Linked DNA regions of Homo sapiens: region 2 is linked to region 1. Evidence: chromatin loops called from intact Hi-C (ENCODE). Cell type or tissue: chondrocyte. All regions are shown on one strand. Links, peaks and the distances in the headings refer to the core of each region. The heading gives the core; the rest is flanking DNA. Region 1 overlaps CDKAL1 (CDKAL1 threonylcarbamoyladenosine tRNA methylthiotransferase). Region 2 overlaps CDKAL1 (CDKAL1 threonylcarbamoyladenosine tRNA methylthiotransferase).

What was found. A loop is a pair of places that touch in the nucleus more often than their neighbours do. Peaks named below come from ENCODE experiments on the same cell type or tissue, not always from the same donor. Only the 100,000 strongest peaks of a DNase experiment are listed, where the experiment ranks them.
Region 2: a loop joins it to region 1, with 2.9 times the contacts of the local background. A loop is called at or near these places in 13 of 110 quality-filtered maps.

Annotation. Positions count from the first base shown.
Region 1 is chr6:20,558,467-20,571,665 of GRCh38, reverse strand. The region is part of intron 4 of CDKAL1 (CDKAL1 threonylcarbamoyladenosine tRNA methylthiotransferase); the gene reads right to left. Among named protein-coding and RNA genes, the nearest start is that of CDKAL1, 31 kb to the right of the region's middle. In chondrocyte, for the core only: CTCF peaks have their summits at 7,076 and 7,277 (motif pointing left); no DNase peak of the experiment used is centred there.
Region 2 is chr6:20,868,865-20,882,063 of GRCh38, reverse strand. All of the region lies in intron 9 of CDKAL1 (CDKAL1 threonylcarbamoyladenosine tRNA methylthiotransferase), which reads right to left. Among named protein-coding and RNA genes, the nearest start is that of CDKAL1, 340 kb to the right of the region's middle. RefSeq lists enhancers at 4,211-4,440, 3,784-4,983, 11,766-13,199. In chondrocyte, for the core only: CTCF peaks have their summits at 6,294, 6,502 (motif pointing left) and 8,048; no DNase peak of the experiment used is centred there.

The DNA.
Region 1 (13,199 bases), core at 2,929-10,928:
TTTCACTCCCAAGTCAGCCAATTAATTTACCACTAACTGATAAATCACTTTTTCATTTTAATAACATTTTTAATATATATAAACTATGTTTTTACAGGGTACTTTTCCCCCCAAAATGTCAATCCACTTCATCCATAAAAGCAGACAGAGTCCCCAAATTTGTAATTAAGCATTTCACATTGCTTCACTTCCTCATTATCCAACCAATTACTAGATAAGAGAACAGGGAGAAGGACAGGTCAGCAGAGATAGGGGAAAGAGAAGTCTTCTTACAAGGATAAGACTGCATCTGTCTTGTTCAACTGCTGAATACATAACACAACAGGCTTATGATGAATATCTAAGAATGAATGAATTTACAAAGAACCAGGGAACAGAGGAGTTCAACTTGCTTATTTTATATATGAATAAACTGAGGCTCAGGGAGATTACATGGCTTGACTAAGATCACAAGGTGAGTTGGTCAGCCTTGCACAGAGTAACTCAATAGATGCTCCTTTAAACATCGAGTTTTTTCTTATTCTCTCTTTCACCTATAGTACTTACTTCGTAACATCAATATAATTCTCTTTTTAGAGATTCACATAAGCTTCCCCTTCCAGAAATACAGGTAGAAGGTAATTCCTCCCCAGTGAGGGTGCTAACATTTCTGAAAATCCCCACAGCAGAATATATTTGGGGAGAATTTTTTAATCTAGTGGGAAGATAGGATAAGGAGACCAAAAGTAGAAAAATAAACTATAGAAGCCCCTATCAATAATCTATAACTTACCACAATAAAGATATTGCACTAAATGAAGAGACTATAAGGGTACATTTTACCCTTTTTTTTGTAATGATCAATACGGCACTTTTGGGGGTTCTCTAACCATCCCTTGATATCTAGGAATTCAGGATTTTCCTTCTACAGTTTCATTCAAAGGCTAGTAAATTTCTTTTAACTTGCAGCAGATAAAATGCATTCTAAAAAGCTGACCCAGTGCACACCTGTAATCCCAGCACTTTGGGAAGCCAAGGCAGTTGAATCACCTGAGGTCAGGAATTTGAGACCAGCCTGGCCAACACAGTGAAACTCTGTCTCTACTAAAAATTCAAAAATTAGCTGGCAGTGGTGGCAGATGCCTGTAGTCCTAGCTACTCGGGAGGCCAAGGCAAGAGAATCGCTTGAACCCAGGAGGCGGGGGTTGCAGTGAGCTGAGATCACGCCACTGCACTCCAGCCTAGGCGACAGAGTGAGACTTCGTCTCAAAAAAATAAATTAATTGGCAGGGCACAGTGGCTCACCCCTGTAATCCCAGCACTTTGGGAGGCCGAGGTGGATGGATCATGGGGTCAAGAGATAGAGACCATACTGGCCAACATGGTGAAACTCCGTCTCTACTAAAAATACAAAAATTAGCTGGGCGTGGTGTCATACGCCTGTAGTCCCAGCTACTCGGGAGGCTGAGGCAGGAGAATCGCTTGAACCCAAGAGGCAGAGGTTGCAGTGAACCGAGATCATGCCACTGCACTCCACCCTGGCGACAGAGACTCCGTCTCAACAACAACAACAAAAATTAATTAATTAAAAATAAAAATAAATAAATAAATAAAAAGCTTTCGCTGTAGTCAAATATTTTTAAGTCCCATCAATGCCTTTCTTACTTTATGATGGACTCTTATTTTCTGAGGTCTCACCAGGTCCCAGACACCCTCCAACACAGCTTCCTCCCAGCTCTCAGATACACGTATTAAAGCCCAGAAGAATCACTCTCTTGAGATGAAAGGTTAAAACTTCTACATGTTACCTACCAGCCATCTTTCTCCCTTTTTAACTTCCAATCCTCAATTTCCTCTTTTCTAAATCATCTCAAAAAGGAGTGACTTAGATATATCTAAGGAAAAAAATTCTACTGATTCTGAAAGACTATATAAAAGTAAATTGAATATAATCAACTGAAATTTCACACAAAGGAAAATGCTGCAGGGGTAGGGAGAGAACTCCAAATTTAGTAGCTAGTTTCATATTCAGGTAAAGGATTTTTCCATACTTCACAACACCTTTAGAATTAAAACAGCATAGCACCTGAATTAAGCATTATGGTGGCTGGCAGTCAATGCTAATTAGTATGACATGCTTAGACTTATCAGGTGGTCCATAGCCTACACCAATAATGAAATCTAACTCACTCGAAATGCTCTTGACCAAAGTAAAAGCATTCCTTTGGCAGGTGGCAGAAGGGATGATGAGTCAGGAAGAAATACTCAACACTGGCCAGATGCCTCAAGGAATCACCAGTAAGAACAGGAAAATTAAAAGAACCAACTGAAGAAACTAACAAAGAACAATGTGCCTATTTTATTCAATTGCTGTAAGCATGAAATTTATACTTACAGTGCCCATGAATCACAAAATCTGTAAAGCACCAATAAGGCCATTAATATAGTGAGGCTCATAAAAGTGTCTCAAAAACTGAACTACTTAAACTAGAAAAATGCTAAATTTAATTATGCCAAGTGGTAACAAATCATTCAACGTTTTACATCTAACAGTAAAAATAAGAGCAACACGAATTAGAAACCACCTCTATGCTCTATATAATAAGTTTTGTTTCTCATGAATGGCATGGATATTGATATAAATTCATTCAACAAACACTGAGGCTTATTATAAGCCAAATATGGTGGTAGGTACTTTGAATACAAGAATAAAGGGCCATCTCTGTACTCAAGATCAGTCTAATGAGACAAATACATAAATAATTGCAATAGAGTCTAACAAGTGCTACAAGAAGAAATAAAGACAATCTGGGTCACAGCAGTGTGTTAAGGAAGAGTCTGATGAGGGGGCAGAGTGGCAGCATAGGGAGGAGTGAAGTTAAAAATGTTCAAGAAGGATTTCACACCTCACATTTCTTTGTTTTTTTGTTTTTTTGTTTTTTTTTTTTTTTTGAGGCGGAGTCTCGCTCTGTCGCCCAGGCTGGAGTGCAGTGGCGCGATCTCGGCTCACTGCAAGCTCCGCCTCCCAGGTTCACGCCATTCTCCTGCCTCAGCCTTCCAAGCAGCTGGGACTACAGGCGCCCGCCACCACGCCCGGCTAATTTTTTTTGTATTGTTAGTAGAGACGGGGTTTTACCGTGTTAGCCAGGATGGTCTCAATCTCCTGACCTCTGATCCGCCCGCCTCGGCCTCCCAAAGTGCTGGGATTACAGGCGTGAGCCACCGTGCCAGGCCCACATTTCTTAATATAGTACTTTATTTACCTTACAAAGTAAGACAATGCATGTGAAAGAAGATGACCTGTCCCCCACACTTTTGGAACAGTCAAATGCGTTATTTCATAGACGAGAATTTAAAAGCTAAGAATAGGCCAGGCACAGTGGCTTACGCCTGGAATCCCAACACTTTAGGAGGCTGAAGTGGGAGGATCCCTTGAGGCCAGGAGTTGGAGGAGAGCCTGGGCAAAATGGCAAGACTCCGTCTCTACAAAAAATTTAAAAATTAGCTGGGTGCTGGGCACGGTGGCTCACGCCTGTAATCCCAGCGCTTTGGGAGGCAGAGGCAGGCGGATCACGAGGTCAGGAGACGGAGACCATCCTGGCCACCACGGTGAAACCCCCGTCTCTACTAAAAGTACAAAAAAATTAGCCGGGCGTGGTGGCAGGCGCCTGTGGTCCCAGCTACTTAGGAGGCTGAGGTGAGAGAATGGCGTGAACCCGGGAGGAGGAGCTTGCAGTGAGCCGAGATCGCGCCACTGCACTCCAGCCTGGGCGACAGAGGGAGACTCCGTCTCAAAAAAAAAAAAATTTGCTGGGCATGGTGGTGCACACCTGTAGTCCCAGCTACTCAGGAGGCTGAGGCAGGAGGATCTCTTGAGCCTGGGAATTCAAAGTAGCAGTGAGCTATGATCATGCCACTGCACTCCAGCCTGGGCCACAAAGTAAAACCTCGTCTCTAAATTAAAATAATTAATTAATTAATTAATTAAAAAGCTGAGACTAGATAAATAAGTTCACCAACAATCAAAGTGATCTTTGGAGCAAGACCCCAAATCTTCCAACTCCTAATTCCATATTCCTTCTATGAAGACATCACCCCATTCTGTCTGACTGGCTACCAAAAGAGGCTATCCATTATATATCCTATTTTGGCTCATTTCCTAACTCACGCTCTCCATCAGAAAAAGATGTGCAAGAGAGAAACACGTTTAAATAGATTGAAATGGACTAAATGTGTGCTTAAATCAAATTTCATTAAGTTGCCAGTTAATTTCAGGGACTCAAAACATTTACATGTAATAGTGAATTTTCCTTATTAATGCTTAATACCATAATAGCTAGTATTTATCAACCATTTATTAATCATAACAACTACTCCATAAACCATTTTAGAGAGAAGTAATCACAGGCACAGAGACGTTTGTGAAATACAGGCTGGTGCAAAAGTAATCGTGGTCTTTGCCATTACTTTCAATGGCAAAGACCACGATTACTTTTGCACCAACATATTCTTAATTATGCCACGTATACCAATTTGAAAGTTACCAAGTTTTTCGGATATTTGAGTCAGTCAATGTCTTTCAGATCCAGATGAGACCCAAAAATGGGGAGGCAACAATTTCAAGACAAAGCGAAAAGAACATTACACTTTCAGATCAAGAGCTAAAAATAAGGAAAAATACCCCTCCTAGTATATTCTCTGTAGAAAGAACACAAATAAGTAATAAGGAGAAGCTTCTGTAGATGAGGAAAGATAATAAAGATGAATTATATTTAAGGTACATAAATTGTTTTCCTTCTATGGAATTTTTATTTTAACAAATTTTTTTAAACAGTTGAGTTCTCCCATCTATTTTAGGCCTTGGTCTCTGCTACCTTAAGGTCATGAATTTATGAACCACATACAGTATTTTCCTACCATGGGAATCTTTAGATGCATAACCCTCAAGGTTTAGGGAACAGAAAAATGGATGCAATAAAGTAAAAACTGCCAGTGATGTCTAGTTTTCATTCTTGTAATATTTTCTCACTGATATTAAACAAAAATCAAGAAAAAAAATCAAAAGATGTTAATAAGCCCTTGCTTAATAAAACCAATGACCCAACTCTCTTTCCTAATTAAAAGCTTACAGTACTTAGAGTGCTTACTATTTTCAATGAATGTTCAGACATAAAGTCCTATTAAAATTATGTATATTTTATAATTTCCTCCATTACTGATACATGCTTAAAGAAATTGATTCTGAGATACATTTTTCTTGTTCTTTTTCAGTTCTTGACACAGACTAGTGAGTGGCACTATGGACTAACAAGCATATTCAACCAACACAGAGGATCGAAATTAAAAAGCTATAACATATTAACATATCTAGGCCACACAGAAGGGTCATGAGGCAAGATCATCAGCATAAATTAGCACATTATTACAAGGCATCTAAAGGAACCAGGCAAAATCTGCATGACAGATCTTTCTTTCATAACGAATATATAATGCTATTTGATTGCATTTCTTTTAATCACAAGTATTATTTGGAGGGAAAATACTCGTAGTCTAATATCACATTTTACTACCTACCCAAAATTGGAATTATGGACAGCCAGGGTATGTATGGGGTTGGAGAGGGAAGCCTGTTAAAACCATTTTTGGGACACTTAACTATCTTTGTCCATTTGTCCAGAAACAAAGGGGTTTAAAAAAAAAATCACTGAGTGCATTTTTGCTTTTTCTAATTTTCCCACAAAAATCTGAAAGCATTAAATCATTTAGGAAAAAAGCCTTTGTTATTTACCAAACCCACAGAATTACACATCTACTAAAAGAGGTGAAATAGCAGTTCAGTTTGTTAATGAAGCCCTGTTTTTTCATCTCTACAGTAAGAATATCCTAAGACTACGGCCTCTAGGGTATTAAAGAGTCACAGTATCTTCTTTTTATTTTTTATGCTACTCATAGCTCACAGAACCACTGTCAAATACTGGAAGAAAATATCTATATGATAGTCTTTAGCTACTGGAACTGTTGCTGAATAATCAAATCCTCCTGTAATTATGCATTTTTAAACAATTCAGACAAATCGCATATGTAGCATATTACTAACATCAACAAACCCTGCTAGAAGAGTGAACATTTAAATATAAGCACATATACTCCCATGAACATAAAAACAAACCTCTAACTGCCAACTGTGCCTTCACTTCCCCCAAGCTATATACATTTAGTAACTGAGACAGTCATTTCAGAGTTAGGAGGATGGGTTTTTAACGGAAAAAAATGTAAACTTTCTTTCCAAGGCATGGTACCCTAAAAAGTGATTTTCAGAGAGAAATAAAAACTGAAACATACAAATTATATTGCCTCAAAATAGTCCCTACTTTTAAGTAAAGGAAACAGTAGAAGCACATCTGAAATTATTATATCTTGGACTTCTAAACTTACCCCCACAACAAAAGTAAAACATTTTATAATAGTAATGGAACTGTCTTGTGCTTTTTCACCCCTGTAAAAATCACTGACAAATGCTGTTCATTTAAAAATATATATATATATAGATAGCTTTGATGGGATAAAAAAATATCCTACTTGTATTCTCTTTCTAGGTCATAAACTACATTGGATGTAATAGGCTGTATAAATGAACAATCAGGAGGTTTCCGTCTAACTGTATGGGAAGTGTATTCACCACATCCTGCTATATAAATAACCCTCACTTCAAGTCAAATTCATATTATCTAATTTTTGCATTTCTCACCCAGAGAAGCTCTTCGCAGGACCTGGACCTAGATTCTCCTCTCATCACACAACTGTGAGTAGGAAATTCAAGCAATGAAAGGTTTTGCTACATTTTCAAAGGTACTTTTAAGATAAAATAACTTTCTAAAATGAATAAACCTGGGCAGTGTGACCTAAAAGCCACATAAATAATTTATTTGTGGCTGTCATGTTTTAATCACTGGACTGTTTTCAGAGGCTTAAAAAATTTAATGGTTTTTGTTATACAAAAGCAACTAGGTTTTCCATGAAACATTAGCTGTCACATTAATACAAGGTTTTATCATTAATTACAATGGATCACACAGGAGTTTATATCTACAAAATGATTGTTAAATATCTGAATTTCCAAACCATTTCAAAATAAAAATGAAACCTGGTCCTAGTAAACTTTACATGAATTAAAGATCCATTTACAAAACAGAAAATTAAATGTAAAAAAATAACCTCAATTTAAAACATTTGTAGATAAAACATTCAACACACTTTTTCATCAAAAAATGCAAATTAAAATATTAAACATAGGTAAACAGTGCCATCTTTTGGTATATTTAGGAACTGAGCTAAATTGTACAAAAACATCTTTAACAGATGAAAGGTGAGTAGAGCAAAGAATTCAAAAACCATCAGTTTATCATTTTATAACATTTAAGCTTTATAAATATATTAGCTTTTTTGGAGATGGGGTCTTGCTATGTTGCACAGGACAGACTCAAATTCCTGGCCTCAGGTAATTCACCTGTCTCAGCCTCCTGAGTAGCTAGCATTACAGGCACAAGTACCAAGCAGGCTATTTTTAAACTTATAAATATTTCCAAAAACATATTACCTCACATTTGTTTTCACTTCAATTTCATGAGATTAATAGAGCATCATTACATTTTAAAGACACTGAGGCTCAGAACATTTTAGTAATTGATCCCAAAATCCCTCAGTTAAAAATGATTGAGCCATCGCTGGCTTAAAATTGCTCGTTTTTACATTCCAACATTAATTCATTAAGCTTAGATAATGAGCCAAGTTATATAATTATTCTGTATTATAAGCAATGAACAAATTTTTATATTAGTTAAGATTCTGTAAAAATCGTTTGATTGCTTTTAGTATTTTTTGTATAATTTGGAAAGGAAAAGATACTTATGTTTATTAAATGAAGAATACACATTGACTACATTCACACAGCTGCTTACACTTCACAAATGCAAAAACTTTTAATCCAATATAGTATTCTTCATATCTCTATGTTAATGAGAAAAAAAAAAAGCCCTCGTTGGCTAGGTGTGGTGGCTCATGCCTGTAATCCCAGTGACTAGGGAATTTGAGATGGGAGGATCAGTTGAGGTCAGGAGTTCAAGACCAGACTGGGCAACACAGTGAGACACCATCTCTATAAAACTAAAAAAAAATTAACAAAAATATTTTTAAAAGCCCTTGTTTATGGCTTGCACATGATTTTACACCACAATATAAAAAGCCGTTACAAATGGAAATGATAAGCTTCAAATACTCTCCCTAAAGCTTCTCTGGCTTAATTTTGATCTTAGATGTGTCCATATACCATTTTCAATGTCTTCCACTTTTGTATTGTTCAGTGATTTTCTGAATAGTTTTATTAAGCCATAACATTTATTCCAGAACACTCTCACAATTCCTTCATTTTTGTAAGCTAGCTAATAATGAACTTCCTCATGGAGAGAAAAAAAATATTCTCAATGATCTATCTTTATCTTTGATTCACTTGTTACTAAGAATTTTACTCAAACTGCAATCATTAGTTCTTTACACAGCAGACTTGAAGATCATGGTTAAAACACAATCATTCCATCTTATATCATATAGCAATTCAATTAAAAAGAACATCAGAAAAAAGACAAGTCAATAAGATCACCAAAAAGGCTACTGAAAACACTGCTGAAGGAGTGAAAGCAGAGAAAGAGTCAATGGGATGAGCCATAAGCACTACATCTTCTGTCAAATGGAACTAGGTGATCAAAAACAATTAGACACTAACTCAGAAATGTAGTTACTTCACCCATTAGGCCTTACCTCTTGTCTACCGTATATTCAAGAAAAAGCACCGTATAGGACATGAGAATTGATAAACTTAGCTGTCTCTAAGTATGATTTGCCGGGAAAGATTGAAATAACATGCTAACAATGAATTTTTTTTTTTTTTTAAGATGGAGTCTCACTCTATTGCCCAGGCTGGAGTGTAGTGGCATGATCTTGGCTCACTGCAGCCTCCACCTTCCAGGTCAAAGCAATTCTTCTGCCTCAGCCTCCCGAGTAGCTGGGATTACAGGCGCCCACCACCATAGCCGATTAATTTTTTTTGTATTTTCAGTAGGGACGAGGTTTCACCATGTTGGTCAGGCTCTTCTGGAACTCCTAACCTCAAGTGATCCGCCCACCTCAGCCTGGGATTACAGGCGTGAGCCACCAGGCCTGACCAACAGTGAATTTTTTGATGGATTTAATTTCATCCCCAGGCTCTCCTTTTTTCATCTTTAGTAGGGCTGGATGCTGTCTACCCTCAAGAGTAAATAGCATTCCAGATCTTCTCCAGAGACTCTAAATTTCCTTTCCTTATTTCTGAGTGGATGGAAATCCCATTTTGAAGGCCCTTATTATTTCTCTCTTCATTATTCCATGGGTAGAAAAGAAAAAAAACAAAGAGAATGCCACTCTCATTCCCACCCTTACAATATGCCTCTTTACCAACCGTTGCAAATAACTCAAGTGAATACAAGTAATACTCCAAGATAATCTCTCTGCGAGGGCACAGGAACACACACAAATAAATGGAAATATATATAACCATACTGTATTAAGTTTGAAGGAACATCAAAATTTCTAATACTGAATCCAATCCCATTAAATTGAAAGCAATTACTGCTTCCAATTGAATAAGAATGGATTAAATTAGATTTCTGATTCAATATAATTTGTAGTGTCCATGACAGGAAAAGTGATAGTATAAGGATCTTATCCAAGACATGTCAAGACTATGCAGACTGGACTTGACAGCCACCCAAATAGAATTTTACTGAAAAACTCAAGGGATTCCCATACACACTGCATTTATCTAACCTTTGGAATATACTTTAATTTTTCTTCTAACTTAAAGATAAAAAGAATAAAATTACTTCTATACATTATATTCAAGAAATATACTTGTTTTTACTTGTTCACTAATGCACACAAAAAAACACCTGAATTACTACTTTGTGCCAGGTATCATATCTAATAATTATTATAATACTAAAATACAAAGTTGACCACTTTACATATACTGATTCATTTAATCTTCAGAAAGGACTACCACTGCCATCTTCATTTAATAAGGATGCTAAGACACAGAGATATTATCAAAGTTATATAGCTAATAAATGGTGGTAGTTGGTTTTACAGTCTGGCTTAATATTAAGAGCTGGCTACAGTCTGTTCTTTTTTTTTTTTTTTTTTTTTTTTTCTTTTTTGAGATGGTCTTGCTCTGTCGCCCAGGCTGGAGTGCAGTGTTGTGATCTCAGCTCACTGCAATCTCCACTTCCTGGGTTCAAGCGATTCTCATGCCTCAGCCTCCTCAGTAGCTGGAATTACAGGCACGCACCACCAAGCCCAGCTAATTTTTTTATTTTTAGTAGAGATGGGGTTTCGCCATGTTGGCCAGGCTGGTCTCGAACTCCTGACCTCAGGTGATCCGCCCCTCTCGGGCTCCCAAAGTGCTGGGATTACAAGCATGAGCCACTGCGCCCGGCTGACAGTCTGTTCTTAATAACTAAGCAACAGTGTCTCTGACATGTCAAAGGTAAAGATGAGAAAGACAGAAAGAACTCACACATCATAAAAAAGAAAATGTAAACCAGTTAAATTATCTTAACACAGGAACTAGCCGAGACGTCACTCTAAGCCAGCAGAAATAAGCTAATGGCAGCAGTGCTAAGCAGAGCTACATTTTATGCAAGGAGTTTGAATCTAAAATGATTAGATTAGGTAAAAATCATGTATAGCCACAACTCTTCCCAAAAAAGTCCTTAATCAATCATAAAAATAATGTATACATGGATTAGCATACGTAACACTTTAAAAGTCCTTAGAAACTCAAATTTGAGAATGACCAAGCTACAATGAAAGAAGAGGTAAAAGCAAAGTCTCTGCAAATCCTGAGATATTCAAATCACTTCCCCCTTAACCATCAAACATATGCTGGTAAAGTAGGAATTGGTGGGAAATTTTTAAATGCAGTAGTTTACTACATTCTGTTTTATTATTAAGCCTCTTTAACCATATTATATGTTAATAGACTTGAAGATTAATAAGCTATACAAGTTGCATACTATGCAAAGGTTAGTTTTTAGTGAGTATGAAAGCAATGTAGTATTAAAGGTAACAAATGTTTGTCCTCAAATTCAAAAACTCCCACCTTCATATGCTCCTATGGACAAAGAGGACAACAACCAGATTCTAGGACAAGCACAGTCAGGGCAACAGAGCAATGAAGGTGTCAAGCAGTAAGCCAGTGACTAAATAATTTTCACATCTGTTCAGCACACATATTGCAGACGGGTATCTGCACAAGATCATACTGCCTCTGAAAGGGTCATACTGCCTCTGAAAGGGTCAATTTGTCCAATTTTTATATAAATACTGCTAAAAAGTTTTTTAAAAAATCAATCAGAAGAAATAAAGTGTAAACTAATTTAATGACGCCTAATAATTGCATTAGAAGAACATTTGTAACATGAAATTCACTTTCATTTATAATAGTGTAACTGCAGTGATCATGTAATGCAATATTGCCATCTCTTGCCCAATAGCTAAAAATACATCATGTCTTTAATCCAAACACATGACAATTTTAAATTGAAGGCCAAAAAGAGCCAACACTACATGTTCAATTGTTAACATCTCAGAAGTTTTTTCTCCCCAAAATTAAAGAAGACAATACTAACAACAGATTTTTAAATGAAGCTTTCATGGTAATTTATCATCTGCCCATTTTCTTAAAAAAGAAAATTAATATTTAAACACACGCTATTTCTAAATAAATTATCCCAAAAATATTTCACAAATCTCTAAGCCTGATGTGAATTATTAAGCAATTAAGCAAATGTCAAGTTTCTGAAAATCTGGGTATATGTTTATCTGACTCATGAAAATTCTAAAATATTATAAACATAAAATATTTTAAGTTCAATACCATAATGCCGGTAATTCTGAAAAGACTAGGCATCTTAACACACTTCAGCACTCCATAGCAGTTTATTCACAAAAATTAATACAATTACACTTGAATTTTGAAGTATTATTTCTCACATGCTACAAGAAGTGCAAACCAGACATTTAGTGACCTGAAAAGGTCAGGCCAAAGGTTGAACAGGATGAAAAATGATCTTTAAGTTCACAAGAAAGACAACAAAAAAAGATTAACTTCTCCCACATCTTTACTAGTGGCAAAATTGAGAACAAGAACTTATAAACATTATCAAAATACTTTAATTGCCATGAGAGTTACTAACTTTTAGTGGGCATTCATTTTGGACATAATACCAGGGTAAGAAAAACTAGGACTTGGAACCAAAACATTTTAGAATTCACAACAGTGAACGAGGTTTTTCCTTAATCCCTTTAGAAGGTGAAGATTCTAATCAACCATACATGTTAACTCTCAAACATAAGAAAAATATTGCTTAAAAAAATTTTAAGGTTGACACTATTTGATTTGTGTAAATAACATGAATTTAGTACAAAATCAAAATTAATACCACACAGTAGTCTCTTGGTTCAAAAATATTTAGTTTTGTGCTTCATAAAATAACAAAAAAAAAGGAAATTACTGGGCCAAGATGGAAAAACATCAGAAACTAAGTACTTCTGTGCTCCATTTTAAAAAGAAAAAAAATAGAATGTAGAGATCAGAAAAATCATCATGCAACTATTGCATAACACAGTAATGAAGAGTATTAAACATCCTTTTAAAACATATTAAGGGCCAGCCACGGTGGCTCACGCCTGTAATCCCAGCACTTTGGGAGGCCGAGGCAGGTGGATTGGTTGAGCTCAGGAGTTCAAGACCAGCCTGGGCAAACAACATGCCCTAATTCTCTTATGTCGACTTTTCTTCCACTCTTCAATGCAATTTCCACTCTTAAAAATGTATTGTAACGCCTTTAAATTGCTGCTTATCTTCTACAACTTCGAACAACACATCCTTGACCTTGTCACCACTGCCAATCTATTTTCCTCAACAACATGGAAATGTGGTGTGATGAACAAATCTTCTTAACTCAATTCCTTCTTAGATTACAAAGTGATTTTTCCTGGCCCAGGCTAGCCATTCCAGAATTCCAAGTATAGGATTCCCAAATTTCATTCACCTATAACACAAGGTCTGGTCAAAAAGAGTCTGTCTAGTTCATGCACTTACTGTTTCAACCCCAGTTGTTTATCAT
Region 2 (13,199 bases), core at 3,366-11,365, 310 kb before region 1:
GGGGTGGTGTGTTCTGAATCCCATCAGGCTACATATCGCATGATTCCATTTATATGATATCTGGAAAGGGCAAAACCAAAGGAAAAGAAAAGAAATTTGTGGTTGCCAGTACTTGCAGCGATAAGAGAGTTTGACTAGAAAGGGAAAAGGAGAAAATTTTGGTACGTGGTGTAACTGTTCTGTATCTTGATTGCAGCAGTGGTTACAATTTCCAAAAAGAGTGCATTTTAAAGTATATGAATAAAAATTATTAACTACTTTGGAGATACAAACAGGAGATTTGAGACTGCATAAAAACAAAGAGTATAGACATGAGATGCACAACCATAATAAAAAAAGGAAGAGAAAGAAAAGCAACATGTTAACAAATATGAAAGACATTTCACAGACAGCCATTTTAGGAATCGCTCAAAGAGGAAAAATAGAAATAATATGGTTGCTTACCTAGAAAGCCCAAAGAATCAACTAAAAAGCTACAAGATTAATAATTAATAGGAAAGGTCAATCAAATGCCTAGTTAAATATAGCCAAGTCAATAGCTTGCCCATGTAAAAGAGATCAAGTTAGAAAACAGAAAGAGTCCATTCACAGAAGAGTGAGATGACAATCAGTTCTCAATAACAAGCATACAGAATTCAGAATGAAAAATGAAAGTTTATCAATTTATATATCACATATACAAAATATATGCTATGATTATATATGGCAAAGAGGGATTCATAAATCAAAGGTGAAAGCAAAGTCTGTTTTCAGTGTTTCTTGGAGTGTAGTCCCAGACCAGCAACATCATATTATCTTGGAACCTGACAGAAATGCAAATTCTCAAGCTCTACTCCAGACCTACTGAATCGCAGACTCTGAGGATGGGGTCCAGCAATCTTTGTTTTTAATAAGCCAGCCAAGCGACTGTGCTGTTCCTTAATGTTTGAGAACCAAGATGCCAATGCTGTTGGTTTGGGGATCACACTTAGAGATGTCAATAGTCTGTTTAATGAATAGTAATGGGAGAAAAGCTTAATCACATGGAAGGATACTGTATTAGATCACATATGTATTAAGCTCCAGGTAACAGAGTTGGTGGGTTTGTGGGAAAGGAAGATGCCTGGATGACTTCCCTAATCTTCAGAGCCGATGGTCCCTTGCCAAAAACAAAGCAAAAACCCAACACATTCAAGCCATCTGTAAATTTTCTTTCACTTGCTGAGTTGCTTAACTGTGCATGAACCAATAATAAGAAATTTTATAATCTTTTCTTAGCCTAATGGAAACTTATTTAGCAACCCTCCCCACCCCTTTATAACATGTCAATTATCTGACTTTTAGATAATCAACTGTCAAATATGTTCTCAGACCCACATTATATATGAATTCAGGAGGCTTTATGTATACAGTATAAGATACAGGCCATAGAGAAATTTATAAATCACAAAAAAGAACAGTATTATGATATATGGTGGCATTTTACTTATATATTTAAATATTATAATAACTTAAAGAATGTAGTTTCTTGGCCAGGCGCGGTGGCTCACGCCTGTAATCTCAGCACTTTGGGAGGCCGAGGTGGGCGGATCATGAGGTCAGAAGATCAAGACACTCCTGGCCAACATGGTGAAACCCTGTCCCTACTAAAAAATACAAAAATTAGCTGGGCATGGTGGTGCGTGCCTGTAGTCCCAGCTACTCAGGAAGCTGAGGCTGGGGAATAGCTTGAACCCAGGAGGTGGAGGTTTCAGTGAGCCAAGATTGTGCCACTGCACTCCAGCCTGGAAACAGAGAGAGATTCCATCTCGAAAAAAAGCAAAAAAAAATGTAGTTTCTTTGATGGAATAAAAAAAGTAATACCAGCTATGTAGAGCTTACTTACGATTATCTCGCATTCCCACTCTAAGCATTCCGAAGCCTGTAGCTAATTTCTTTCTATTGATGCATGAGGAAATTACTTATATAATTCTAAAGAGTAAAATATGTCCCTCACTGCTTCTCTAGGTGTGATATGGAAGACACAGAATTTGTTCATAAAAAGTTTTTAAATCACTCAATTATTAAAGCCCCAACCTCTAAGAGAATTAAAACTACTATCTTGATAAATAAAACACAGTCTTCTCACAGGAAGACAAGGGCAAGAAAATGACAGACAAAATTCATACCATAGTTTAAAAATGGACAGTCAGAGTGAACCTTTAATTGACTGCAAGAAAAGGCTCTGCTTTCAAAACTTGGTAAGCTTCCTGTTTGGGAGATTGGATTCCCTCACTCAGCATCACTCCGAGGTGTGGGCAGCAAACAGCAGGGGTCACCACACAGAATAGGAACCAGAAGTGTGGGAATCAGGGATAATTTTTAGAACCAAAGAGGTCAGAAAAGTCAGAGGAGAGCACAAGTGAGAAATGCAGGAAATCCAGCAAGGACAGGAAAGAAATTGCCAATATCAAGTGACAAAGGAGAACAAGGTTTAAATTCCAGACTAGCAGGCAGAGACAACAGTCAGCCTGACCCCAGGATACAACACATATTTGCTTCCTGAATGAATCTTTGAATCTCTAGTTCTTCATCTATAAAAGTGGAAATAATGATAATCCAAAAAGGTTGTATTGAAAAGTTAAACAACATAAAAACTGTTGAAGTGACTATTACATAACAGGCGGGAGATATTATATATTGAGAGTGGTTTTTTAACCATCTGAGAGCAGTGCTGAAACCAGCAGGTGTACTCTACTCCTCCTGACCAGGGAAGACCAAGACTTCAAAACTAACTAGAGACTCTTACTGCCTCTTCCTCACTCTACCAAAGTGGCTTTGCCCCTTTGGGGCAGCCTGACTTTGTCACTGGTACTAGAGGTTTTGTGGGTTCTCTACAGAAATGCAAAGAGTCCACCTGTACATCAGTCCTAGGGACTAGGCAGGTATTTCTATATCCTTTTGGTACAATCACCAATGGGGAATACTTCTTTTATTTATTTATTATTTTTTTCTTTTTTTTTTAATGAGATAGAATCTTGCTCTGTCACCCAGGCTGGAGTGCAATGGTGCGATCTCGGCTCACTGCAACCTCTGCCTCTCAGGTTCAAGTGATTCTCCTGCCTCAGCCTCCCGAGTAGCTGGGATTACAGGCGCCCGCCACCATGCCTGACTAATTTTTGTATTTTTAGTATAGAGAGGGTTTCACCATGTTGGCCAGGCTGGTCTTGAACCCCTGACCTCAGGTGATCCGCCCACGTTGGCCTCGCAAAGTGCTGGGATTACAGGCGTGAGCCACCATGCCCTGCCGAAGGGGGATATTTCTTTAAAATCTGATAGAGTTGCTATGGTTAGCTATTTATTTATTTATGAGACAGAGTCTTGCTCTGTCACCCAGGCTGGAGTGCAGTGGCATGATCTCAGCTCACTGCAACCTCCGCCCACTCCCCGAGTTCAAGCGCCTCAGCCTCCTGAATAGCTGGGATTACAGGCATGCATCACCACACCCGGCTAATTTTTTATGTTTTTGGTAGACACGGGGTTTCACCATGTTGGCCAGGCTGGTCTTGAACTCCTGATCTCAAGTGATCCGCCGGCCTCCGCCCCTCAAAGTGCTGGGATTACAGGCGTGAGCCACTGCACCTGGCCGCTAAGGTTGGCTTTAAAGATTTACTGATTTACTTAACACTTGAAGGAGTTCAGGACAATAATACCGCATGTAGGAAAAAAGGCAGGGTAGGTTCTGTGACAGGTAAGCAAAGCCTATGGGCGAGGGGAGAGAGGAGCTTATTAGGTACGAACAGATAAGAAATTCGATCTTGTTGTTCCCAGTTACTATCTAAAGCCTGGGTCTCCACTCCATTCCACCAGCAAAATTTTACTGAGAATCTGTATGTATGAGACACTTAATGGTATACAGATAAAATCATCTTACAGTCTAGTAGGGGCGACAAGACATAACACAAATAAGTATAATACAAAGTGCAAAACAGTAAAATACCATTAAATACCACAGTATTGCCAAGAAGGAAGAAATTCCTCCTGGTAGGAGAAATTAGAGCAAGTTTCAAAACTAATGTGGTAATTTTGAGCTCATCCTGAACGAAAGAAATAGGGTCAGCAAAGACCCATCATCTTTGTAGGAAAGCTTGAGACACATACGGAAAAGTATAAGTAAGTGCATTTGACAGGAGCAGCAGGAAGTGGGGTGGTTAGGGCTAAGGCTAGAAATAGAGACCACAGATGGCCAAAATTCCCAGCCTAAGGGGCTAGGATTATAACCATACAAAGCCAACTACAGACATTTTAAGCAGTCAAGGGCCAAGTCAAAACAGGATAAGAGGTTCTGCTTCTAGGAGAAGGAGGACATAATTCAGAGCTACCCTAATGCACAAGTTTAAAACAAGGACTAAGTCATGAGTCATGTGTGCATGAGTAAGAGTAAGAAATGAACACAGAACTAATTTCGGGTCACAAACAAGTTTTCTGAGTTCATACTGAACTACAGCTGAGGAAGCAGAGTCAAGGGCCAGCTGCGGTAATACACAGTGAGTCACTAGTAAATCAGTGACACAGGTCTCAGCCCCAGGGCAGTGACCTCAGACTGGCCCGCATAATGGTCAGATAGGTATACCTTGGTCCTAGTCAGCCTGTGAGGACACCTGAAGTTTCTGTGAAAACAGGAACAGGACAGCAAGTTTGGACAAAGTGAGGATCTGAAAACTCCAAGGATACTTTCAAGATATTAGGCTAAAAATCCCTAAATCTCATCAGATATTAGATGGCAAAGACTTGTAGATGACGTTCACAAATCTGTCCAGGTCAGAATCACCATGCTTATTTAACAGTTGAGGTGTTTTCATATCCCTCAGTCGTAATTGCTATTATGAACATATTTTTTGTAAAGTGCTCCACATTTTACAACACTGCCTGCAGGAATGCTTCCCTAACCACAAAAGTCTTTCCCATCACAATGTAAATGCTTATTGATTCCACCGTATTCACAGCAGTCTACAGCATCCTCCATTTAGAATATAAGCTTCAGAAGGCCAGAATTGGAACCATCATCACCAGACCTTCCAATACACAGCACATACTATGTGTTAAATAAAAGTGTTGATTGAACAAGTGTATTGACTTTTTAGCTGGTTCTAGTTAGCATTTAAATTTATAATATGTAGAAGACTAATTTGTAATAAAAAGACTGACAATAAAAAGTAAGAGAGGAGATAGGTAGCTCTGTGTGTACGTGTGTGTGTGTATATCATAAAGGAATTAGCCAACCTTTTAACTAGTTGTTTTTCATTAATTAAAGGCACTAAAGCAAATACTCAAAAGAAAACTATCCTCACCAATGTGAGGAAAGAAAACAAAATGTTTAATGATTACACACTGAATTCTACGCCTGCCTGTTACAAGTGGCTAAGAAGCAACAGAATTTGCATTCATATCTAGGTCTGCCTGACTTCAAAATTCATATTCTTTCCAAGAAATCCCTGTCTCCTGCATGCTCAAAATAAAAGTTTTAGGAATAAAAAAGTACACAAAGAAAAAATATTAACGAATTTAATCCTTAGAATGAAGCATTAATCCCATCAATGCACAAATGCTGTCATTTTGCCTAAAATATGTCCACTACATAAGAGACAATTGCCAAAGAAGGTTTTGGGGATTTTTTCCTCCAAGGCTGACTCCACACTCAACAGTAGTGGCACCCTGAATGTCCTGTCATGTTAGCAGCAAGCAGTAGTAATCTATCCTCCGCATTTGTACTGACGGCATCTTTAGAGAAAGTACACCCTTACATCCTGCCCCAAGTGAAAGAATCTGCTGCTTAAAGTTGCAGTGACTTTTCTAATCCCCAGTCCAGCTCTGCCAGTTTTAAACTACAGGTTCTTATATTTATCAGCAGAAACCCACCAGGGTGCTCAGATCCTGAGTCAGCTTCAAAAACCCCAGCAGCAGCTGGTAAAAATGGAATGCTAATTCATTACAGATGGTAAAACACTGCCTACATTTTAATTTATTTACATTTTCAGAAATTTTGAATCTGCAGTTAGATTGCCAAATTATTTTAACATGTAAGTTTAGCCTTTTTCAATTCGGTCTGTGCTTAATAAAAATTAATGTTTATCTGTTAAAAATTCTTTCAACAAGCCCAATTAGTCCTATGTTCCCACAGTTTATATTTTTAAAGCTATTTAAGCTAGTAAGCCTTTTTTTCAATTTCTTATTATACAAATCACACACAGAGTCAGGACAAAACTGGGTCTAAATCATACCAAAATGTTTCAAATAGATCTATTATATATGAGGATAATTTTCAGTAGCTTTGTATTTTCCACAATTGCCATGTTTAGTAATGTGAAACTAATAAATTAATAAATTGTAAGATTATTAAATAGCTTTACAGACCCTATTTTTTTTCATTAGTGAAGGTAATAGAGACAGAGAACACATTATTACTTAATTTTTAAAAGCCAAGGGAACAGAGAAAGGATATACCCAAATTAAATGCTTACAGCGCTGCTGCCCTCTCCTGGAATCAATCTTCCAACCCCCCTCCCCACATCTCAGAGACAATGGTGAACATGAAATATTATAACTGTACATACTGAAACATTTTATAAGAGTGGGAAGCACTATTTTTTTTCTTTTATCAATTCAAAGGTCTACAAAGATACAGAATGATCAAGTCATATGTAACCATCTCTTCAAATGCTCAGTGCTTACTTGGAAGCATGTCTTGCCACCTACTTATCAAAAGGGCTAGACTTTTTTTTTTTTTTTTTTTTTTTTTTGAGACGGAGTCTCGCTCTGTCGCCCAGGCCGGACTGCGGACTGCAGTGGCGCAATCTCGGCTCACTGCAAGCTCCGCTTCCCGGGTTCACGCCATTCTCCTGCCTCAGCCTCCCGAGTAGCTGGGACTACAGGCGCCTGCCACCGCGCCCGGCTAATTTTTTGTATTTTTAGTAGAGACGGGGTTTCACCTTGTTAGACAGGATGGTCTCGATCTCCTGACCTCATGATCCACCCGCCTCGGCCTCCCAAAGTGCTGGGATTACAGGCGTGAGCCACCGCGCCGGCCTGCTAGACATTATTTATTCTGAAACTCTTTAACCCTCCTCCCATCAGTTCAAAATATCTCAAGTTTTTTGACACAACCTCTCTTTGCTCCTTCTTGTATCAGAGTAGGAATGTCCCTAATCTTTTGTTTGTCTAACATTACCTTCCTTTCCCATCTCTTCTGAAGTCGCCCTCTCATCTATTAAGATGCCTCTTTTCAGGAATATTAAAATATTGTGGCCTGGCACGGTGGCTCATGTCTGTAATCCCAGCACTTTGGGAGGCCAAGGTAGGCGGATCACTTGATGCCCGGAGTTCGAGACCAGCCTGACCAACATGGTGAAACCCCATCTCCACTAAAAATACAGAAAATCAGCTGGGTGTGGTGGCTTATGCCTGTAATCCCAGCTCCGCAAGAGAATCGCTTGAACCTGGAGGCGGAGGTTGCAGTGAGCCAAGATCACACCACTGCACTCCAGCCTCGGTTACAGAGTGAGACTCCATCTCAAAAAAAGTTTAAAAATAAACAAACAAACAAACAAATAAATAAAATAAAAATACAAAAAAAAATTAGCCAGGCGTGGTGGCGGGCACCTGTAATCACACCTACTTGGAAGGCTGAGGCAGGAGAATCGCCTGAACCCAGGAGGCGGAAGTTGCAATGGGCTGAGATCACACCACTCTATCATCCAGCCTGGACGACAGGGCGAGACTCCATCTCAAAAAAAAAACAAACAAACAAACAAAAAAACTTGCTATTTCCTTGTTCCTTTTCATCTAGAAACATGGATAAATAGCCCCCAATGTAAAAATGCCATTTCCTCCATACAATTTCATCATCTACCATACCATTTCCATTGTTTCCATGGTTGAGGGCACCAAAGAGTAGCTTTTATGGGGCTTTAGCCATCTCCCCCTAACTCTACCTCTAACCCCAATTATTTACTTCTATATCCCAGGCCCAACGTCCTTCAAGCCAGTACAAACAAACATAATTCTAAGTAAAATCAGGCTGCTTGTTTTAAACCCACAGCTCCCCCATCTGGGACTGCCACCCTTAAGCACCTTCCACACAGAATTCCGGACCTGCCCTACTACTCCTTAACCTCCAAATGTTAGCTACTTCGATTCTTTCACCTCCCCTTAGCAACTCGATGCACTGCAATCCAATTTTTTTGCAATCACTCACTAGGACCTCTTGGAAGTTAAGAGAAACCTGGTCTCTTAGATTTCTTAAGGCTCAAAGAATATTAAAAATTAAGCAAGGTTACAAAAATTGTAACATGAAACAAAGCACTGCCTTTTAAAACACCCACGGAAATAAATACAATGTGTGGGGGCCTTGGTGGATGTGAGGGTGGGACAATGGCCCTCCTGCAAGTATCTCTAATGGCCCCTATTCTAAATACTGATTATCAGCACTTATTGGGAACAACAGAGTGATCAAGATCATGGGCCACAGAACTACCGCTTCCTGGCTATGTAAATTTGAGGAAATTGTTTAACTTCTTTGTGATTCTGTGTCTCATTTGTAAAATAGGAAAATTACATACATACTCAGTAAGGTTCTTATGTGATCGTGATTATAAATATAATCACAATGTCTGGCATGTAAGAAGTCCTCAATATATATCAGCTACCATAATCATTATTTATTATCTGCATCACCTGAGAGTTTATAAATGCATACTTCCAGGTCCTGCCCTAGTCTTAGAGACCTATGACAAAGAGTTCCCAAATCTACATTTTTGATAAGCTTCCTAGGTAATTCTTATCACACTAAAGACTGAGAACAACTAATCTATTGAAATGCTCTCTTAAGTTCCTAACTGCCACATCAATGATCTCTTAAACATCGTCTTATTCATCATCTCTTGCCCCTCATGTCCCCTCTTCAGCTTTTACTCCAATTTTTGACTCTCAAAATTTCATTTGAACTTGAATTTTTAAACGGAGCCACAGATAAGAATTTGGAACGGGCAGCTGTATTTGTCTACAAATAAAGACAACACTACACTGAGCTCAAGATTAAAATTACCCTTCCCTATAAGACATGCTGCTCCTTTTTTGATCTCTAGTTCCATTACCGACACAACCCTTTTCAACCACTCAGGCTACAATCCTTGGTCATTTGTGACTGCGTTCTTTTCCAAATTCTCGAGTTTTTCAAAATCTGTATTCTAAAATATCCTTTGGTTCTAACCCATCCTTTCCAATAACCACTGCCAAAGTTTAAGACTCCCACCTGGAACATTTTAACAGTCCTTAATAATCTTTCGTCTCCAATGTCTTCCCTTTTCACACCATCCTTTATATTACAACTGAATTATCTTCCTACCATGTAGATTTGTTAATATGTTCTCTTTGATTAAAAGGAAAACGAATAGGACACAAGGCTTCAATAATTTCACCCCTCCAGAATTGTATCCACCCAGCTATTCAGACTGCAGAGTGTTCTCTGACTGAAATATGCATGCCCATTTCTTTCAGCATTTGCTCATATTATTTCTCCAGACTAGAATGGGAATGTCTTTTTCCATATAACTCTATCATCTTCTAAACCCAATGTGTTCTTTGAAACCCAACTTAAGGTCACCTCCTCTATAATCCTGTACCATCTTGAAAGCCCAAATTAATCTTTCTCTACACACTGATGACCCTTGCTAGGATGTTGTTTACTTAGTTCTGAGTATAATTTTGATAATCAAAGCTATAAGAATAAATTAACCTTTAAAAGAGATAATCAGGAAATAGAAAAATAAACTTTTTAGGGATAATTAGGAAAAGTAGGCTTATTCAGAGTAATAATGAATTATTTTCACACACGTTTTCATTTATTCATATTGCTGTTCTAAAATATACATTTTTAAATTAAAATATGTTCAATAATACAAGTTGTTGGTTATGTTTTTAAACATGATATTTTTTGTGTGGCTACTCCCTTCTATATTAAAGATATCTAGAACTATGCAGCTACAATCTCTAAGGAACTTGCTTGAGTCTTTTCTGTTGCTCTATGTTGGGGCAAAATAACTTCAAGATTTTAGTTTGGCCATCTACTCAAGATTGGGCCAAATTAGTTGCAAATTCCAAGCCTATTGTGTTCTTAAGCATTCCTTGTTCACAGGTAAGGAGACATATATATTGTTTGTAAACTAATTGAAGGTTATAGAGCTATGACACCTAGATTCAACAGGGAATGATGTTAATTTCATGGAAAGTTTGGATTCTAGTTCAGACAAAATAGTACATGCATTTAAAATCATCATCAAATAAGAAGGAACTACTTAGCACCAATTTCTAAGACATGGTTAATCTTCTAGAAGGGGGCTGAGAGAGGTAACCTTGAAGGATCTATCAACTAGAGGTCTTGGTCAAGGGCCAAGACAGCACAAACCTTCTGGCCTAATCATTTTTGGATTATTTTCTTGGTGTTGCTAAGCGCTTTTATTAATTTTTGTCGTTGTTGTTGTTTATATCTTCATTAAGAAAGCTATTTGAGACTGAACAGACTAAGAGAGTGGGAAGAGACCGAACTTGGGTGCAAAAAATAAAAATAAAAAATCATAACTTCGTTTTCATTTATTTCTTGCCAAAATTTACCAATTCTACAACTGTGAATGTAGGCAACAAGTTATAGCTATTTGTAGTGGCTGTGATTTCACCCATGAGAAATTATAAAAATTTGCATATCATATTACAATTATTTCAGGTATCTTGAAATATACAATACTTTGAAATTATGGTAATTATTAGACACACAGCTGCATCTTATTCAGCTTATTGATAAAGAAGCACATATATCACGAAAATGTTCATGTACTGATAACGCTATTTCAATATAACTTGCTTTCTTTTAATCCTATGAATTTTATTTTACACATTTAAAAATATCATCATGAGAAGGGATCCACAGGTACTTCTCCTAATTGGTTAATGCCACTCAATCAGTTAGCATTACTTGTGTGCAATAAGTACCTTGGAATTGTGTGGGTATGAGGCCACCCTTGCCCTTGAGGAATGCGCAGTATTAGTAAATATAACAACTTACTCTTGGATTTTTCCTGGGTAATGATTTCTTTGAAGATAATTTAAATATGAGTTTATGGGTTCTTGATCATTTTTATGCTATGGATCTTTTGTTGGTAAATGTGCACCATAACAGTCCTGACCATCTACTGAGTGCTCATGCTCAATCATTATGATGATTTCTCACAATTTATGCAAGGCAAAGAATTATTATTTACATGTTGAAACAATTGACACTTTCAATTTCAATTGACAATTTCAAAGGTTAAATTATTTGCCCAAAGTCATATACCTGGCTAGTGGCCAAGCCAGGATTCAACAGTGTAATCTCACTACCCAGGCTCTTCCTATACTCACAGCCTGTAAAGAAACAGATGACAGAGCAAATGTCTACTGAATGTATGAGGGGAAAAAAATGCTGATATTTTAATGCTTTGAAAACAAACAAGTAAACGTCAGGAAAGAAGGAAAGTACTGCTGGTATGCTTTCTATCATCACAGTGTATATTAAGTAATAATCAAGTAAATTCCCAAGATGTAACTTAAAAGGAGTTTTCAACCAACTCTTGTTGCTGCCCTAATGAGTTTCTAGAAATATAATAGGAGAAAAATAAGATACATTTTGTTAACCTCTTATAGTAGGGTTATTCAAAGTAAATGGGGAAAAAAGTTAGTTGGGCATTTTAAAGTACTAAAGTAGCTTATAAATCTATCCTCTCATGAAGCCTGCAGTATCTGGACAATAGGTTGGAAATGAGTGATGGGAAATTCAGATGGCAGCAGCGTCACTGACAGAACAGCTCTCCACATCTTTGTGGCACTACACTGACAAACACTGACCTCAAGGGCATCACAGGGAGCATTCATGTAGTGTTTGGAAGAAGCGAATAGGTTTTTCTCTCGTTTTCCATTTTTGGAACATTCATGGAAATAAAATGACAAAATGCACGGGGATTCTCTAAGTGGAACATTTTAATGGGGACATTTCTATTATTTATAGAAAGGTGTTCAAGCACTCAGACCATATAAATGTTATATTTGTACTTATTAAAGAAATCGTGAAATCACTAATGTCAGTTACCTACAATCACAGATGCTAGATCGTCTTATTTTGATACACTGCACCCCGTTATAAATTATACAGCATTAAAAAATCAGCCATCAGATGCTACTTCATTGTGACTATTTGTGTTATATGAATATATACTATGGATCTTTAAAAATGTTTCATGATATTAATATTCATATTGATAAGGAAATCAACCATATATGACCTACTAATATTATGCTAGAAATCTTATTTTTAATGTTATGTGAAAGCATTCGTATAAAATTAATTTGGCAAGTTTTAAGAATTTTACTTCCTTACACAATATATAACCTCAAATACTATTTTTTTGTTTTTAGCCATTTTACCCATTCTTAACTGTGCATTCAGTGGAGTTTAGTATGTTTATACTGCTGGGCAACCATCACTGTACTTTCTTATTCTGAAGCTTCACTAATAAACAAGTTTTTGTTATATTTGAGACAAAAACTACATCGGCCTGTAGAAATAAAACACACACGTTAAAAAATGACCAAGGAAAATGCAATGTGGTTTACTATTTACTCTTTAAATTATACTTTTATTTATAAATTATTCTGAAGAACAAAGTTCATTTGGCTAATTTAAATCAAACAAATACTCTATTTTAATTTAAATAACTACAAGAGTGGTAAATGGTTTAGAATCAGATGGTCATGTGAATGTTACTAGGGACAGTTAGCTTTACTTAAAAAGAAAATCAATTAGATGATTTGTTTTAATATATCTCACATGGCCGAGATTGTGAATTACATCATATCAATACCACTGTTGAGAGCAACTCCCAACTAAAATGAGATGAGATACTGAACAGATGAAGTGCTGTTCAAAGTCAATGTAGCCCAGACTTAGGGGACAGAAGAATTAATGAGAAAATGAGAATCTACCAGATGGTGCTGCAGTATTCCTCGCTGCACATCCGCCACCTCAAGCAGCTTCTATACATGCAAAGCCCCAGGGCCCCACCTGGTAGCAGCATAATTACCCTAAATGTGCACTTATGTTTCATTACACCTTGGCCATTACTATGTGCACTGATTACAAGTATCAATCCCTTTCA